2 separate regions of the Homo sapiens genome follow, and region 2 is linked to region 1. A link is a contact called in ENCODE POLR2A ChIA-PET data. All regions are on one chromosome and are shown on one strand. The core of a region is the stretch at or near the end of the contact, and the rest is flanking DNA. Distances in the headings are between cores, read along the strand shown. Region 1 overlaps CYB5A (cytochrome b5 type A). Region 2 overlaps DIPK1C (divergent protein kinase domain 1C).

Region 1 (6,212 bases), core at 3,697-6,196:
GGGTGAGGACCAGGGACTGAGCCCCAGGGTGCTCCTGTGTTTAGACACGTAGACGATCAGGAGACTGTGGTGGCCGAGAAGGTTGGATGAACACAAGCGCAGCCTGTTCCCCTGGAAGTCAAATAAAGAAGGCAATTCAAGGAGAAGAGAACCACTGTGCAAAATTCTGCTGCGAACTTTTATGTGTGAGCTGTATAAAGCCATGGAGCGACAGGAGCTGGGAGCCGACATTACTGTTTACAATGCAGGGGTGTACTGTGTCTTCCTGAAAGTCACTTAGTATTGGGTAGGGGTGTGGCAGTTAATGTCTTCTGAATTTAGACTGTGCCGACCTTCAATCTTTTAAAGCATATTTCCTGTTTATTTTCCCATAGCTAACCTTTATAGATGCAAAAAGCAAAAGCCATTTCCAGTTATTGTATTGGTATTCCCTGGGTTGTATCTGGGGATTCTCATATGCTGTCGAGAACAAGGTATATTTGGGTAACTTACAAAGTGGAGATTTCGCAAAAGCCTGTGGGAGGCATTAGGAGCTACAAGATATGTGGGCACGATGAGTGAGTTCCAGTAAGTGGTTTAGCCCTAAACCTGGTCTCTCTGCCTGACACCTGTTCTCAGCATTTGGCCCCATCTTCCATTCAGTTGTGCAAACCAAACATTGGCTCCAGTGGCACTTCCTGTCTCTCCCACCATCCTTACCGTCCGGAAGCCCTCTCGTCCACTCTGCCTCACACCATGCACACCCTTGCACCTGCAGCTGCCCCCACCCTACCCTCTGGAGTGGCTGCAGAGAACAGCCTTCCCTCACCCTCTCTTGCCCTTTTGTCTGCTGTCCACTCTGAAGCCTGGGTTATATTTTAAAATTAAATCTGATCGCGTTACCTCCCCCACTTAGATCCTTACCATGGCCTCTCTCATTGCTCACAGGACAAAGATCAGAATCCTTGGAGAGGCGCAAAAGCAGCACACGGCCTGGCCCTTTCTCCTACCCTGGGGCCCTGTGAGGCCTTCTCTCCCAGGTCCTGAATTCGCTGTTCCCCGCCCCTGCAACACCTTCCCCAGACACCTCTTGGCCCTTGTTGACTGCAGCTCCCACCTTGTGGTACAGCTCAGCAGGGCCCGTCCTGACCCCTTTGTGTGGGTGACATTCCTGTGTCATATTCTTCATGGCACTAAACTCTTTCACCTGAGGACATTTCCTTTCACTTGCAGTGGCATGGTCATAGTTATTCATGTTTCATCTCTCCGGCTGTGAACTCCCCGAGGCGGGAGCCGTCGCTATCTTGGCTCCGACTGTGGCTGCCACGTGGAGACGTTCATGTGTGTTTGTTGGGTGAATTAACTCAAGTGCATAATAACAAAAACAAATGGAAATCTTCCTCTGGAAAGACGGAAGACCGTTAGGGTCAGCTCACGTGGAAACAGCTTTGCATCTCCATGCCCATCCCCACTTCTGGGTCCTCCTTACTGACCCGCGACATCCTCTCCCCACCTTTCTCCCTCTCTCTGGGCACTACAGCTGGTCACTTCCCACACATGGTCGCATGAGTAGAGGCTTAGCAAGGAGTGCGTTATGGAGGACAGATTTCTGCTACTGACTTCGCCGAAGTGGATCCACAGCTTCCATTTGGCTCAGGCTCTTTGGGAGAATTTCACTTCTTTTGTTACCTCTAATCTTACCTATGTGTAACCACACATTTTGGTCTTTTTCTTAAATCTTTTAGATAATCATCAGATAAGTTTACTTACCTGTTATTCTACTACTTTCTGCCTTGCCTTTTCTTCAGGCCACCCCCAAGTGCTATAACCTGCCCAAAGGTTAGGACATAACACCGCTGCCACACGTTTATCTCTGGGCATAACCACGATGGCATAAACACCAGCATTCCCAATTTTTCTTTGTCTCTTCGGAATGCTGACAGGCAAAGAAGAGCATTTTCTTTAGTCTCCAAATGTGTGGCTCACGCCTGTAATCCCAACACTTTGTGAGGCCGAGGCAGGTGGATTACCTGAGGTCAGGAGTTCAAGACCAGCCTGACCAATCTGGTGAAATCCCGTCTCTACTAAAAATACAAAAATTAGCCGGGTGTGGTGGCAGGAGCCTGTAGTCCCAGCTACTCCAGAGGCTGAGACAGGAGAATTGCTTGAACCTGGGAGGCGGAGGTTGCAGTGAGCTGAAATTGCGTCACTGCACTCCAGCCTGGGTGACACAGCGAGACTCCGTCTCAAAAAAAAAAAAAGTGATGTGTGCTTATTAAAATTGCTGCATGTATTTACTAACAAGAGTGAGAAGATTGACAAGTTTCAAAACATGATTTAGATTCAGTTTACTTGGCCAAGTGTCTCTCTCTCTCTCTCCGTAATACATATATTTCAAGGAAAATATTAGATATTACAAAAAGCCACCCTCATCTTTTACTGTCTTATCAAGATGAGTTATTTTTTCCAAAATATCAATTTTTAGGATTTGATTTTCCTACCAATTATTAAGATAGACCTTTAGGATGGAGTGAAAATATTTTAGTATCAGTTAGTTTATTCTAAGCTATGTTTTTTTTTTTTTTAGTTTTTTAAATCTTTAAAATTTTACATGAGTTATCAGTGAAACCAATATAATCCAAGATGTTTCTCTCTCTCTCTTTTTTTTTTTTGTTAGAAAATTGCCCCACAAATGGTTTAGGCAAGGTAAAAACCAGAGGTCGATAGGTAGATTCATACATACCTATCCCTTGTTGCTGTTCTTGGTCAAAAATTAAGGTGAGGAGTTGCCCTGTTGTACTTCTGTTTCAGATTAAGACTGTGGAATTACCCCATGAAATTGAATGTGTATTTTCTCCATTTTAGCACTGTAAAGATCAGAATTCTGTATCTAAAAACTTGTCTAAGTCTGCAATTCTTTATAAAGGGCCAAGTCCATGTTTTTAACCTCACTCGAAGTCGTCCTTTGAACATCGGCTGTCCCTGGCAAATAATGATTGACTCTGGGCGATTTGTCTCCACTGACATATCCTTAACAGGAATCAAAAGTTACGGCAGCTCCTGAGTTCAGCGGTCCCTACGCGAGTAACAGCAGTCTGTGAGTTTACATAGTTGTGGGTCCTGGCTGAGTCATTTTATATCTCACCATGTGGCTTCTCTCTACTCAGTAGGTGAGTGGAAGTGTCCAACCTTAAGCAGACTTTTCTGGAATCAACAAAACCATGTTTTTATTGCTGCAGCCTTGGCGAGGAATCCAGAAGTTTCGGGTTGGCTTTGAGGTAGCCATTCTGTTGTCTGCACATCTAACGTGCATTCCCATGCCTGTTTAAGGTGGACTTTTAATAATCTAAATGGCCCCAGTAGAAGACATTTCAGTAAATTGGGGAATGCCTATACAATGTAACAGCATGTAGCCATGTCAAAGTCCCGTTGAGGAAGAATACTTAGTGACTGACATGGTTTGCACCTGTTCCCTCCAAACCTCATGTTGAAATGTGGCCTCCAGGGTTGGAGGTGGGCCTAGCAGGAATGTTTAGGTCATGGGGGCAGATCCCTTATGAATGGCTTTGTGTCGTCCTCACAGTAGTGAGTGACTTCTCACTTTGTTAGTTCAGGCAGAGTTGGTTGTTTAAAGAGCCTGGGACCACCTCCTCTCTCGCCATGAGATGTGTGGGCTCCCCCGGGCCTTCCACTGTGCGTAAAAGCTTCCCGAGGCCTCACCAGAGGCCGAGCAGATGATGGTGCCGTGCTTGTACAGGCTGCAGAACTGAGAGCCAAAGTAACCCCTGTTTTCTTTGTAAATGATCCAGTCTCAGGTATTTCTTCATAGCAGTACAAAACAGACTAACATAGAGACACTGGAAAGTGTTTAATAAAAATGCTGGGTAATAGTTACTGAGCATAAACGATGTGCCAGACACATATGTTCATAGATTTCATCCTCAAAAACTACATGCGTGTTTTCCCAAGTTCACAGAGTGAGTGGTAACCACTAGGCACCTCTGCCTCTGTACCATGTATCACCTCCTTTTTATTTTCTAAAACAATGCATAGGATAACCATCACAGTTTCTATCCAACATTACATACACATACGTGTGTGTGTATGTCTGGCTCTCTGGAGGCAAGATGATGGGTGATTTTAATTTTTTTCTTTGTGCTTCCCAGTTTTTCTGCAGCATAGATGGATAAATGTTATAAAAAGAAAAAAAAAGAGTGGATGTCCTTAGCACTAGGTATGTTTAGACCAAGTAGGAAGAGAAACAGTTTCAAATCAGAATAATGATCCACCTTCCTACAATGTGATGTGCCCTGATGTCTTCATTACTGGGAGAAATTAAGGACTGACCACAGTCGACTCTGCAAGGGAGACCGGTTTTTGTGCAGTTGTTGGACACTTGCAGGTGACTTGCTCAAGGTCAGGATGAATCTAAAATAACATTCAAGCTCAGTTAAAGAAGTTTTTTTTTTTCCTACAAAAGTACGTATTTAGGATGCTTTGCCCAAGCTCCGCTTTCTTTTTTATTACTCTGAGAGCTGCTTCCCTTGCCTGAGAATCCCCAGACCTCCTTACCTCTGTCCTGTGACTAATCCCCACTTGTCAATCATCTTGGAGAAAAAATTTCCCTCCCTGCATCATGACCATCCTTGTTTCACATATTAAAGCAGCTGAAAGCACTAAAACTCTTTTATTCCACAAGAGGCTCTTCCCGCCTCTCCCCAGTGTGGAGTTGAACCCCTGCCTCCGTGCCTCCATTGTGTCCTGGCAGCACTGTGTCCTGGTGGCAGCATCTTCAGCAAGTTACTTGTTTTGTTTTGTTTTTACCTACCAGAAAGTGAGTTCTGCAAAGGCAGGGACTCATCTATCTGACAGTCTGTGCTGCCCGTGCATTGCCGGCACGCAGGGTGCTTTCCAGAGGGAAGTGACACACGTGCCTCTTGTGAATCGTCATCTTAGGCATGCCAGCTCTTGAGGCCACACTTAGACTAAGATGTCAGAGAAGTCAGTCTCAGGTGCAGGAGTCAAGAAAAAATAGATTGGGTAGAGAATAAGAGCAATTTTGAGAGCCTGATGGAAAAACCAAGCAGACATTACCAAAGGATGAAGGACACGAGCCTCATGCTTTTACTAAGCTGTATGAGTGACATGGGGAAGCAACTTATGTTGTTAGTGAAAGGTTCTTTCTTTCTCGCTCTCTTTTTTTTTTTTTTTTGAGACAGAGTCTCACTTTGTTGCCTAGGCTGGAGTGCAGTGGCGCAATCTCAGCTCACTGCAACCTCGGCCTCCTGGATTCAAGCGATTCTCAAGACTCAGCCTCCTGAATAGCTGGGACTACAGGTGCCCGCCACCACGGCTGGCTAATTTTTGTATTTTTTGTAGAGATGGGGTTTCGCCATGTAGGCCAGGTTGGTCTCGAACTCCTGAACTCAAGTGATCTGCCTAGGATTACAGGCGTGAGCTACCGTGCCCGGCCGGGAAAGGTTGTTTTTAAATTTTTTTTTACTTTTATCTTTTTGAGGGTCTCCCTCTGTTACCCAGGCTGGAGTGCAGTGGTGCAGTCACTGCTCACTGAAGCCTCAGCCCCTTGAGCTTGTGCCATCCTCCCACCTCAGCCTCTCATGTATCTGGGACTGCAGGGGCATGCCACCGTGCCCAGCTAATTTTTTAAAATTGTATTTTATAGTTATGGGGTCTCACAATGTTGCCCAGGTTGGCTTTGAACTTGGGCCCAAGTGATTCTGCTGCCTAGGCCTATTGTACTTGCATGATGGAAATGGAATATAAAGGCCTGTGTTGTTTTAATCCACATTTATGGACAAGTTAGTCTCCTGTTGTCATCTGTGTCTTCTGAAGGAGTCACCTGTTTGGTTAAATAAATTCTGGCCGTTTTCTCTTAATTCATTTGCCTGAAAAAAAAATTTTTATTCTACCTCTCCTTTGAACAGCATCCTGGTGGGGAAGAAGTTTTAAGGGAACAAGCTGGAGGTGACGCTACTGAGAACTTTGAGGATGTCGGGCACTCTACAGATGCCAGGGAAATGTCCAAAACATTCATCATTGGGGAGCTCCATCCAGTAAGTACATTTTGGGGGCCCTTTCTTATTTGTATTTAAGGCTATCAGATGACCTTACCCTAGTCTGTAAGCTTGCATGTATACACATTTTAAAAGGAGTAAAGCAAAAACAACTCCTGATTTTAGGACACCATTTTTTGTTATAAATAAATTGACCAA
Region 2 (5,690 bases), core at 3,191-5,690, 190 kb before region 1:
ACGAATGCCATTTTTCATTTACCTTTGGTTAAGTGAGGAAAGGCTTAATAATGGAAATTAAATCGTCTAGTATAATTTAAGTAATTGCTAATCATGACTTTCCCAGCATTCCAGGTCATGAATTAAAACCAATTCTGTTTAGAGGCTTTACCAATATATCTTCAATGGCAGCCATATGGAATCATTTCTAGTCAGACATAAAGCTGGAGAGGTTGGTTCTGCCCCTGAAGATCGAAGGTTTGGCAGTCTTTCCTATTGCCAAAAGAACGATGTCGGAGGCCACATCCATCTCCCTAGGTGTCGATGTGACGCTGTCTCCACGAACTGGTTTGTGGGGGAGCAGACTTTGCCACAGGCCCTGTTTGAGTTCCTTACTCTTTACACATTCTCAGAACTCTTTCTCCCCCTGTCTTCCTGCCACTTCCTTTTCTACCGTTTTCATCCTGGATGTGTTGATGCGAGATCCACACAGTGCCCTGGCTCAAATTTTACCCAGGACACTCTCAGGACAGGGTTTAAATACGACCCCAATCTTCACAATCCCAACTCTGCTGGGCTGAGTTGCCAAGTAGAGGTTGGCATTGTGGCTTCCGAGGACTTGAACTGAATTGAGCCTCTGTCTCCGCTCCCCTGGCACTTTCCAATTCATTCTGCCTGGCTTTTATCCGTAATAATAAAACTGGTTGTTATTTTCCTGATGGGCCTCCAGACTCTCATTAGCTTTCACTCTGAATACCAGAGCACAGAAGAAACCACTTTGCCAGCTGAGCTGAAGGGAGACTTTCTGGCAGCGCCCAGGGAGTTGTGGTGGATTCCCCACCCCCAGTAGCGGGGGCTGCCAGTGTTCCCAGGCTCTCGCCTGGCGGGGGGCGTTGCTGGCCTGGCAGGGGTGAACCCACCTGTAGGATAAAGGAATCAGAGGAAAAAGCTTAGGGACGAGTCAGGGGATGGGGGTCAGAGGTCTCCATGTTCTCCCCAAGCCCACACTCCACCTCCCCAGGGAGGTTCCCCTCTAGCCAACCACACCCCCCTGACAAGTTTCTAGAAGAGCCAACCTGAATTGTTCCAAAGGAATTGAGTCCCTGGTCTTCCAGCTTGGATTTTCCTGGTCAGACTCTAGGGCTCCTCTTAATGGCAGCTTTAATAGGAACAACACACTGTAATCAAGAAATAGGTGCACTCAGATCTCTGGAGGCCCGCTTTTCTAGTGGGCTGTGTCAGCAGGCCCAGCCAGCTGGGGAGCTAGCTTGGTGCTGGATCACTGATACACCTGGCTTCTCATTCATTCTGCAGGCTGAACTCTTCACACAGAGGCTGAAGATGTGGGCTGCTGCCTGTTGACTCTTCCTCTGGGAAGGCACTGTGCGAATTGTTTCGTGGGGCTTATTTCACTGAATTCCCTCAACAACCTCTATGAAGTATTTGCTTTTAGTATCCCCATTTTACAGATGGCAAAACTGAGCCCCAGGGAGGTGAAGTGACTTGCCCTGCTTCACACGGTGAATATGGTGAGGAGCCAGGACATGACTCTGTGTAGTCTGATGGTAGCAATGACGTGACAGTAAGTGGCTTCTCTAATAATGGAAACCCTACATAACAACTCGTATACTTAACCCTTCCATAGCAAATCATTTTCAAAGCATGTCAAAGATATTCCCACAGACTCTGTTGTCCTGAAGGCTTAACTGCCTTTTGGCTAGTTAGGTCTTGATGGAATTTCATGTAGTTGTCTACATTAGAGATTCGGTTTTAATAGGGCAGGCTTATCTTTCTTTGCTGCTGTGATAGAAACTGTCAAGGTCCCAATGGGACTACAGCATCCAGGGCTCATATCCAGAGAGATTTCTCAGCAGCGAATGGTTCTGCCTGAATGCTCGGCCACATTCCTAAAGTAGGGAGCGGTTACACAGTGGACGAGCTAACTGAGCTGAGATTCTGCAAAGCACAGCATAGCTACTTCGGGAAGGAATACCACTGTGAAGTCTGAATGTTGCTAACTGCCTAGGAGCTTAATGCTCCTTAAAAACAAACACACAAAAGGAAACCCGGCCCTCAGACATGACCTCTGGGACCTTATCAACAGTTTTTCTAGACTAGAGTGGACAGGTTTTGTTTTTGCCTGAGAACCATGACATAAATTAGAGACATACTAAGCAATGATTGCAAAGAGTGCTGCTTACCAAAGCTGGGGCTGATTTGATGGGAATGTGCATCAATGTAGATATTTTCACATCCATGAGAAGCACAAATCCACTGCAAATGTTATTAAATTTTAAAAGCACACTAGAGTTAGCTGCAATGAGACTTTAACTTGTTTTTTTCAGTTTATTTTCAACTCCAATACCTGTGGATTTTATATGCGCACACATTTGGGTACAAAAATGTACCTGTCTTTAAGCTGGCCTTAGGAACTCCTCCTACGCACAGAAGGAGTCTGAGAAAGACTGATTTTTAAAATGGACCTGCATAAACAACTTCTATTGAGTTAAAAAAAAACCCAGCTATTTCAACAGGACATGCTGCTAATAAAATGATTCTACTATTATCTTTAACATGATGAAAGTTTTTGGAGTTTTTGTTTGTTTTCTTGAGACAGGGTGGCTCACTGCAGCCTCTACCTCCCAGCCTCAAGCAATCCTCCTGTCTCAGTCTCCCAAGTAGCTGGGACTATAAGTGTGGCCCAGCTAATTTTTTTTTTTTTTTAATTTTTGTAGAGACAGGGGTCTTGCCATGTTGCCCACCCAGGCTGGTCTTGAATTCCTGGGCTCAAGTGATCCTCCTGCCTCAGCTTCCCAAACTGCTCGGATTACGGGCATGATCCACTGTGCCTGGCCCGATGAAAATTTTAAATTCAAACTTGCAATTTGTACATTAAGTTGACTGTTTTTTTTTAAAAGGCTGGATGAAATCTTTTTCTGTGCTTAGCAGGCACAGACATGCAGAACAATGCTGCAGACTTACTTTAACACTGGTAAGCCATGGGAGACGAATTTTGCACTCTACATAAGAAGAGTAGGAACTGAAACGCCAAAAATACTTCATTGTAAAGGATATCAAGGAATATCTGTGCCATAACCACACTTGTATACAGACGGTCCCTGACTTTTAATGATTTCACTTATGATTTTTCAACTTTATGACAGGGTGAAAGTGAGATGCATTCAGTAGAAACTGCACTTTGAGGATCCATGCAACCGTTCTGCTTTTCACTTTCAAGGCAGTTTTCAATAAATTACGTGAGATAGTCAACACTTTATTTTACATAGGCTTTGTATGAGATGATTTTGCCCTGCCATAGGCTGACGTAAGTGTTCTGAGCATGTTTAAGGTAGGCTGGGCTAAGCGATGATGCTCAGTGCGTTAGGTGTATGAAACGCATTTTCAACTTACTCTGGGGTTGTTGGGGTATCATCCATTTTAAGTTGAGGAAGAGCTGTGTGCGTTTTAATGCTCTCTTAGGACAAGCGCGGTGACTGGGATACTGAAAAGTTAGGTTATAAACCCAAGACCTTACCTGTGGAAGCTGGCAGGTCTGGTCAGCGCTTTTGTCACCTGCTGCACTTTCTGCCCTTTCTGACACCCAGTGTCGCCGCAAGAAGCAGGCGTCAGGGAGGCAGGTTTACAAGTCAATGTGCTGATCTTCAGAAAAACAGCCAAAATGAACGTTTCCTTCCAAAATCCATGAGCTGGATGCCAAATTCAAAGTTATACCATTGTTCTAAATGTCTCACAACTCCTGTTTGGAATCGCCCTCCAAATTCACAGGGGCAAATCTCGTATAGATTTGTATTTCATCGATGAGGCACAGTTTGTGTTAAACACGGTGCTGTGGGGACCTGGCCCAGTGATGCACTCACATGGCCATGATTTAATGAGCACTGGGGTAGGAGAGGAAGACAAGAATTCCACTTAGGGGTGGGACTGGCTTCCGGGCAAAGGTTGATTTGGCCAGGCCGGGTAGGAAGCGTGTAAGTACAATGGAGACACCCAAAACGGCATTTCGAATAGCGCAGCCCAGCCTGTCAGTAGGTGCTTGCTTCAACTGTGCCCTCTCCTCCCAGGGGCTGTTTCTGGTTCTCTGAACACACAGGGCTACTTTGAAACTCGGGGCCTTTGCACAAGTTCTTCTCCGTGACTCAGCTGCCCTCTCCCTTGTCTGCTAAGGCAGACTTCTAATTCGCTTTCAAAATTGAGCTCAGAGGCGTCTCCCCCAGGAAGAAGATGCCCCGGCCCCCCACCCTTTCCTGGCCAGGGCTGGAGAGGGAGCTAGCTTTGAGCGAGCCACCTTAGGCCGGGCACTGTGTTGGGACTGTCTCCCTGTGACCTTGTTTGACTCCATTACACAGTACCATTGTCCTCATTTTCCAGACTCGGAAACAAGCCACACAGCAAGCCAGGGGCAGAGCCCAGAGGCAGACCCAATCTGTGCCAAGCTTAGCCTCACTGTGGCCCTGCCCTGTCACTCTAATGTCATTTAGGAATTTCGAAGCCTGTCCCCTCTGCTCCGTGAACTCCGGAACCTGGCAGCTGTGGCCAGATGGTGGCCCATCCAGGCTCATGCACAGCTGGGAAAGCTGGAGCTGTTGATTTGGGAGTGGCCCAGTCCCAATCCCAGTGAGGCAGAGAGGAGGTGGCTTCTTGGCCGGCAGGTGTCTCTCATGGCTAGTGGCTATGGTGGCCACAGTTCAGATGAGAGGGGTGAGGGCCCTGGCAGTCACAGTAGGCACCCTCCTCACTCTGCTTTTCACAGGCTAATGGAAAACCAGGCCCAGTGTCTCTGACATTTTTCTCCTGAGCCTCCTCTCTCAGTTGCAACCAGGACCACATCTCCCCGCCCTCCCCTCCTCAGCACTGTGGGACTCTGAAGCTCCCAGCTTAGGATCACACCTTTGGCTGCACTGGAGTCCTGTTGTGTGCTTTTCTTTCTTTTTCAATGGTTCTCTACTTTATGCAAAAGTACTTTTGATTAAATTAGATATGTGATAACACTATAAAATTTTATGGGAGTGAATCCAACTATTTTGGGTATCATGCTTACAGAAGCTTTTTTTTAATTTAAAAGGAGATCAGGAAACAATTTTTTTTGCACTTTCTTATCAGATTTATAGAGACGTGAAACTATGTAAATACCAGAACAAGTAGGGGACAAACCCCAACAAGTAAAATGAACAGCCCTTACTGTTCCTGCCATCTATATCTTCTTGCTCACGGTGGCCTCAGTTCCTTATCATTCGTCCTCACCTCACCTCTCAGGGCTCTCCTGAAAGGTCTCAGAGGAGCCTGACCAGCTGCCGCTTTCCTCCGAAGGGCGATGTGGAGGTGATCGCAAGCAAAGCATGCTGGGCGCAAAGGGTCCGGATCCTCCCATGCACCTTTCATGACCCCGTGCCTGGGAAAGAGTGACCCGGGTTAAAGCCAAAGAATGACATTTAACCAAGATTCTGTTGAGTTCAATTCCAAGATGAACACAGGAGGTGCACAACTCCAAATGTGTTTAAAGCAGCTGGTGAGTGTGTGTTCATACAACTTCCTAAAGGATGTGGGTTTCCAAAGACATAAAGTCAGCCCCAGGCAAATAGGGTGGTGTCACTAGCTCCAGGGCGAGGTTCCTGAGTTTCTATCTACAGGCCTGTCTCGCGTGCATCATTGTGTTAGCCAAGCAAGACCCCCCTCATCCCCGCCCAATGCAT

The links. ChIA-PET counts read pairs that join two places held with the same protein, here RNA polymerase II (POLR2A).
Region 2: POLR2A ChIA-PET joins it to region 1 with 14 read pairs in A673. The contact joins two enhancer-like sites. POLR2A ChIA-PET finds 5 or more read pairs at or near these places in 3 of 52 experiments (A673, H1 and WTC11).

What each region holds. Positions count from the first base shown.
Region 1 is chr18:74,263,190-74,269,401 of GRCh38, reverse strand. It overlaps CYB5A (cytochrome b5 type A), which reads left to right. Exons shown (of 5, transcript NM_148923.4): 2 at 5,925-6,053. Among named protein-coding and RNA genes, the nearest start is that of CYB5A, 26 kb to the left of the region's middle. RefSeq lists a cis regulatory region at 210 and enhancers at 126-295, 1,005-1,545. Within about 2 kb of position 4,946, at least 2 of the 41 ENCODE cell types and tissues checked have a DNase peak (open chromatin) inside an H3K27ac peak, as active enhancers do.
Region 2 is chr18:74,449,606-74,455,295 of GRCh38, reverse strand. The region is part of intron 1 of DIPK1C (divergent protein kinase domain 1C); the gene reads left to right. Among named protein-coding and RNA genes, the nearest start is that of DIPK1C, 4.9 kb to the left of the region's middle. Within about 2 kb of position 4,440, at least 4 of the 41 ENCODE cell types and tissues checked have a DNase peak (open chromatin) inside an H3K27ac peak, as active enhancers do.